Linked DNA regions of Homo sapiens: region 2 is linked to region 1. A link is a contact called in ENCODE Hi-C or POLR2A ChIA-PET data. All regions are on one chromosome and are shown on one strand. The core of a region is the stretch at or near the end of the contact, and the rest is flanking DNA. Distances in the headings are between cores, read along the strand shown. Region 1 holds the start of LINC02011 (long intergenic non-protein coding RNA 2011). Region 2 overlaps FGD5 (FYVE, RhoGEF and PH domain containing 5).

Evidence for each region. Hi-C counts contacts between places; a loop is a spot of excess contacts on that map. ChIA-PET counts read pairs that join two places held with the same protein, here RNA polymerase II (POLR2A). Pooled maps may share reads with other maps.
Region 2: a loop to region 1 is called in a map of heart left ventricle, with 5 times the contacts of the local background. The contact joins the enhancer-like site here to the promoter of LINC02011 in region 1. A Hi-C loop is called at or near these places in 5 of 168 maps with a recorded cell type or tissue (HCT116, cardiac septum, heart left ventricle and 2 more), 1 of 37 single-sample maps with no recorded cell type and 5 of 50 pooled maps. POLR2A ChIA-PET finds 5 or more read pairs at or near these places in 2 of 52 experiments (K562 and activated CD4-positive, alpha-beta T cell).

Annotation. Positions count from the first base shown.
Region 1 is chr3:14,810,051-14,813,202 of GRCh38, forward strand. It overlaps LINC02011 (long intergenic non-protein coding RNA 2011), which reads right to left and starts at 1,364. Exons shown (of 3, transcript NR_135245.1): 1 at 1,308-1,364. It also overlaps a transcript of FGD5 not described here. RefSeq lists an enhancer at 934-1,434.
Region 2 is chr3:14,906,032-14,909,034 of GRCh38, forward strand. It overlaps FGD5 (FYVE, RhoGEF and PH domain containing 5), which reads left to right. Exons shown (of 20, transcript NM_152536.4): 10 at 1,609-1,680. Among named protein-coding and RNA genes, the nearest start is that of NR2C2, 40 kb to the right of the region's middle. Within about 2 kb of position 1,645, at least 4 of the 41 ENCODE cell types and tissues checked have a DNase peak (open chromatin) inside an H3K27ac peak, as active enhancers do; they include heart right ventricle, where a contact is called at or near this core.

The sequences.
Region 1 (3,152 bases), core at 114-2,613:
ATTCAGTGAGGCTGGGGAGGGTCCCAAGAATGTGCGGCGCCATCTGAGAGCCATCGCTCAGCCCTATTGCCCTGGTTTCCCTCCCTCGCTTTGAAATGGTGTCTCCAGCGACTTCCTCCCGTCTACGCTCCATGAGGGCAAGAATCTGGGGCTGTCTTGTTCCGTGCTCAGCGCAGAGGCTGGCGCGGCACTGAACGAATACCCAGAGTTAAAAATAAAGGGATAGATGGTCCGCTGGGCGAAGGAGCCAGGAACACCCCAGAAACCCAACTCGCTGAGTTCTCGTCCTTCGAACCCCCAGCGCCTCCCGCGGTGCCCATGGCCACGGCCCCTTTAAATGTGCGCAGGGACGCCCCGGCCCTCGCCTCCCTGAATCTCTGACCGAGCAGGGGAAAAAAAAATCCTTCCTCTTCGGGAGCGGAGGAAATGTCTAGGAGGGGGTGGAGGCGCGGCTGCGGCGCAGGCAGAGGCGCAGGCGGAGGCACGGCGGCCAGAGCGCAGCGCGCCCGGAGCCGGGAGCGGACGCGACGCCCGGCGCTGCCCCAGCCGCCGCCCCCGCGCTCGCGCCCCCTCCTCCTCCCCCGCCCCGCGCCCCCGCCCGGCGGCCCCGCCCCGGAGGCTCGCGGCTCGCGCCCCCACTGCCCTGCGCGCCGCGCGGAGTCCGAGGCGCGCCGGGGCCGGGCGGGCGCCAGGGGGTGCGGGCCCCGCGGGGCGGCCGCGGAGGGAGGCGGTGTGCGGAGTCGCACTGGGACCCGCGGACGGACTGAAACGCCGACGGCGGCCCGGGCCCCGCGCGCTGAAGATGAACAGAGCAGGTAGGAGGCCCGGCGACCTCCGGCGCCGAGGCACGAGCGCGAGGGACCCCGGCCGGGCGCTCCAAGTTGGAGCTCCCGGGGAGCCCGGGGCTAGCTGCCCGAAATCCTCCGACCTTCCAGTGCCGCTCGGCCTCGGCCAAAGCATGCGCGGCTCCGGGGTCCTCTCGCCGAGGAGGCTGAGAACCGGGGGTCCCCGTCCGAAGCGCCCTGCCTCAGGGACCTTCTCAGCCTTGGCGAGGCCGCGCCCTGGCCGTGCGCGCCAGTATCCCACTCGCACGGCGTTCCCCGGAGTGAGGGTCCCTTCCACGACGAAGAAAGACGCCCCTTTCGCAAAAGCGACTTCGTCTGGCCCCAAAACCTTTGCCCTCCATTCCCCAGCGTCCCGGACCGGTCCTTGCTCATCTCTCAGGGGCAACACCTGACCCACGGGGCCCGTCCCGGAGCTCTCTTCGACTCCGGGACCAGTTCCCAGCCCTTCAGTACTCGGCATACCGGAAGGAGGATTCCTGCTCCCTTCTCTCCTCCTAGACCCCGAGGCTTGGAGCTTACTCTCCAGATGAGACTAAAAAGCCCTAAATTAATCCCCCTATAGCGCACCCCTCCCTCGCAGCGCCCTGGTCGGGGGCCTCCATTGTGCCTCCCCTAGGGGACCCAATGCCAAGGGGACGCTCCTCGCCGCCGCGCTGAGCCGCTCCAGGTTCCCCCACCCCCAGTCCATCGCGTTCCTGCTCTATGAATTTGACTCCCCCAGCTCATCCCTGCAGTTCAGAGATTCCGTGAAATCAAAATGTGTTTGAAATCGCAGGGATCCCTCCAGAGTAGTGCCATTTAACGGATTTAGAAAGCGAGACTCGGAGATGGGTGGTGCATGGAACCCAGTCCTCGGGATTCCCAACGCCATCTAAGGGGAGGGCAGAAAGTTCCCTTAAGATGAGAGTTTGCAAGGGAACAGTCCCAGCTAACTTCATCTGCCTGCCAAGGAGCAATCACCACTCTATTTTCTTTTTCTCACAGAATTTAGTAGAAGGCAGCCCGCTCCCCGACCAACACCCTTGTCCAAAGCCATACTCCAAAACACACATCCCTAAAGAAACAGGAAGCCACCATTTTGGCTGTCTTGGAACCATATCCTGCTGGTGTGTGTGTGTGTGTGTGTGTGTGTGTGTATGTATGTGTGTGTGTGTGTAGGATTTTTTCTTTTAAAAATCTTTTTAATGAAAAAAAGTCATTGTTTTAGCAGTGAGGTGCAGGCTGCGCGTTTAGACAGTCTGGGAGTGTGGCAGCCACCTTCCATGTCCAGGCCCTGTTATTGCTGGGCATACAGGCCCCTGGACAGTTAGTGAGTGTGGGTCACAGAACTGGGGAGCAGGATCGGGGGTGCCACTTTGTGGGAATGGAAGAGGCTGAAACAGAGGCCCAGAGCCCAGCCAGCCACTGCTTGGAAAGGGGGTTGCCTCCTGCCTGTGCTGGCGTGGCTGAACAGAGCCAGGCTAGCTTTTTCCTACACTCCTAATAAAACTCGCTTTATAACAATGGTGAGAGCGTTTCCAGTTTTCCCACGTTTTCCTGCATGAGGCTTGGGCAGACCCTCCCTTCTCTGAGAATCTGGGGGATGGAGTGAGTCGGAATAAACTTAGAGGCAGGTTTGGTCCCAGGAAATCTTAGCCGTTGTCGCTCTTGGGTTCAGCCTTCCTGTAATTTGTCTCCAGTGTAAACCTGGTTCCTTTTTCAATGTGATGGTAATGATACCAGCCTCACATTCAGGCCGTGCCCCATGGTCTGAATTTCCTGATCACATGGCATGGTGGTTCACAGACTCCATAGGACTGAATCTCAGAACCATCATATGCTTAGTTATGTGACCTTAAGCAGGTTATTCAACCTCTCTACACCTGTTTCTTTATCTGAAAAATGGGGTTGGTAAGATTAAATAGACTAAAACACGTAAGGTGCCTAGAAAGAACAGTGTCTGTAGCAGAGCAACCAGTAAATACCAGCTAATATTTATTGGGTACTTAATATGACTTGGTATTGCTTTTAGGTGTTTTACTTCTATCAGTTTATTTAGTTTTCACAGTCATCTTATGAGTTGAGTACCATTGCCATCCCCATTTTATAGATGGGAAAATTGAGGTGCGGAGATTTTATGGTCACTGGCTTATTGAAGGGCTGAGACAAGATTGAAACCCAGGCTGTCCAGCCTGAGAGCCTGCTTTTTTATCCAGTGCCTAACACGTAGTAGGGTGTAGGAAATGTCTGCCAGTCGACTTTATTAGGCATCATGTCTGTTATTTTCCGGAACTTCTCAACGGCCCTATGAAAAAAAAGGGGGTATTT
Region 2 (3,003 bases), core at 395-2,894, 96 kb after region 1:
TCAGTGACTGCCAGGCTTCATGCTTCTCCCGTGGGTGCTGCTGTGACCTGTGGGGTAGGTCAGAGAGCTTTTCTTTCATTCTTGCTCCATATTCAGCTTTTAGCCCTCCCTGCACCACAGGAAGGCCCTCTCCCCATGTTCTTGCTCTTCTCAGAGGCAGGCTACTGCCCTGTGTTACTCAGTGCTGGACTTATGGTGGGCACATGCCTACATCTGAAGCAGGGCCTGTGAGCCGGGCTCTCACAGCATTCCTGTCCCTCCCCTCCATGGCGGCTGAGCTCTGTGGCTCTGTGGCTGGCCTTAGACAGGTTTCTGGCCATCCCCCAGCAAGGTATTGGTGCACAGTACTGGGTCCAAGGGGTTATCGCCCCCGTCCTAGGGTGCAGCTTTCCTCTCTTTCCCTAGAGGAGCAGACCTTTGCCTGGGCTGTGGGGGTGGGAGGTCTCCTGGCCTCCTCCTGGAACTGAAGCCTTGCATGAGAGAAGGCCTGAGGAAGTGGGCAGGGCTTTGCATGTGGCCCCACCTTGCCCCTGCCTTTCTCGTGGGCACGTGGCAGAGACTCGTGGATGAGAGCTTGCAAGTGAGGACAGATTCCCTCGCGTCTGCAGCTCCCCATTACTCTAAACTGGCACCAGCCCACACCTGTCCTTTGAGAATTCATTAACATTTTCGCTGCTTTCTTCTTACCTTCCTTTACACCAGCCACCTCTGCCTCCTGTGTGTCACCAAAGGTGCGGCAGTTCCTGCATCTCATTCCTTTGTGGACGGGCTTGCCAGGTGGAACCCAGTTCACTCGGTTGCCTTGTGACCCCAGCTCTCCCACAGGCTGAAGCATAGTTATGATTTTGAAGGTTATCTGGCTTTTTCACACTACAATGAGAACAGTGTTCTCTTGTACTTCCTACATCTTAAATGGAAATGGAACCACAATTACTCATTTTTTACTACATAGGATTTTATGCCCAAAACCATAGATAATGGAAAGGACTTTTCAGGGCAAATTCTCTACCCACAATGTTCACCTTACAACTTTAGAACCTGCCCTGTGTAAGGTTCAAGGGGCACCTGCCCACAGGGTGGGCGCTTGTTGTATCTAGGATTGTGGGGTGCTGTGCAGAGGAGACAGGGGGCTGTTACTTTACATTTTGTGGCTAACCCAGTGAAGTACTGACAAGGCACACTTATTTTTCTAACCACGAGGCTCCACAGAGTGTGGATCCAGTTTCCTCTGCAGGTGCTGTGTTTCATGGGCTACAAGCCAGGAGGGCCTGAGGCCAGCCTTGGGTCCGATGAAGTCCCCATGCTCCAGACCTCATGAGAGACATAGGCTTAGAGAGCGTAGGAGCAGTTGTCCAGAGAAACACAGGGATGCTGGACAGCACAGTGAGGCCAGGCAGCCGGCTCCACAGCACATAGAGCCATGGTGGTGGCTCCCTGCAGACCCAGGCTCGGATCCCAGTCCTGCCTTGTACAGGAGGTTGGATTTGGGGCAGGCCTTTCCGGGCTTCATTTTTGTCTGAAACAGAAGCAACGCCATGCCTTACAGAGGAGATAAGACGCCTGGTAGGGGCCCTGACCATCTCTCCCTCACCCCATTCCCACCCACAGGAAAACCTGCAGAAGCTGGTCCACATTGAGCACAGCGTCCGGGGCCAAGGGGATCTCCTCCAGCCAGGAAGGGTGAGTGCCGCCACCATGGGTAGGGGCAGAGGGTGGCTGGGCGAGGCTCCGATAAGCCCCATTGTTCACTGGGCTGGCCCCAGACAGGCCTGGCTGCAGGTGCTGTCTACCCATGGAGGGCAGGCAGGCGGGTGGGCGTGGGCTCACTGGATTCTCCTGGCCGCAGTCCTAGGCTGCCTTCCCTGGGGTTCTCCACCCCATGTGTTGCCTGCAGAGCAGTTAAAGACTCAGCGCCAGGTTTTTTCTGTGTTCCCTGTGGCTCTCCTCACCTCCAAGGAGAGGAAGCACCAAATATTTTCAGTGCAGAGTTGCTGGGAAAACAGAAAATGATCTCCCAAGAGCAAACCCTTAGAAATTTTCTTAAAAATAACATTCTTGAGGAGATAAATCCACTCTCTTTAAAGCTTCCAAATGGAAAATGTAAAACTCAGCTTAAAAACAGTAAAAAATGTTCATTACCAGTTGTGCTCCATAAAGGACAAGAGACAAAGGAATGAAAGTACATGCTCAGGGGAATTTTACTCAAGATTAGCAGGTGTCTCATGGGACTGAGATTCTGTAAAGTTACATTTAGTGATCATGAGTTTGGTAAATTGTTTCTTAAACATCTATTTGTATCTCCAGAATTACGGGGGCTATAGCAGCTGTTCCCAGGTCTTCAGCTGTTTTAGTAGACCTTCCGAGGCTCTGTTCTGAATGGACTCCTCGTGGGTACAAACCAAGGAGGGAGTCATGGCTTGGACCACCCAGAATCCTGAAAGACACAGTCTTGAGCACCATGATCCCAAACGTTGAAATCCCAAAAGATCAAAATCCCAAAAATATAATTCTGGAAAAAATAATTTAGAAAAATATTTTAAAGATATTTATATTTTTAAAAGGGGAATTTATGGGGCCGGGTGTGGTGGCTCATGCCTGTAATCCCAGCACTTTGGGAGGCTGAGGCAGGCAGATCACAAGGTCAGGAGTTCGAGATCAGTCTGGCTAGCATAGTGAAACCCCTTCTCTACTAAAAATACAAAAAATTAGCCAGATGTGGTGGCCTGTAGTCCCAGCTACTCGGGAGGCTGAGGCAGGATAATCGCTTAAACCCAGGAGGCAGAGGTTGCAGTGAGCCGAGATCGCGCCATTGCACTCCAGCCCGGGCGACAGTGCGAGACTCCCTCCCAAAAGAATAAATAAATAAATAAAAATAATAAATAAAAAGGGAATTTATTTATTTATTTATTTATTTATTTATTCATTCATTCATTCATTCATCCATTCATTCATTCATTCTTTTGAGCTGGAGTTTAGCTCTTGTTGCCCAGGCTGGAGTGCGAT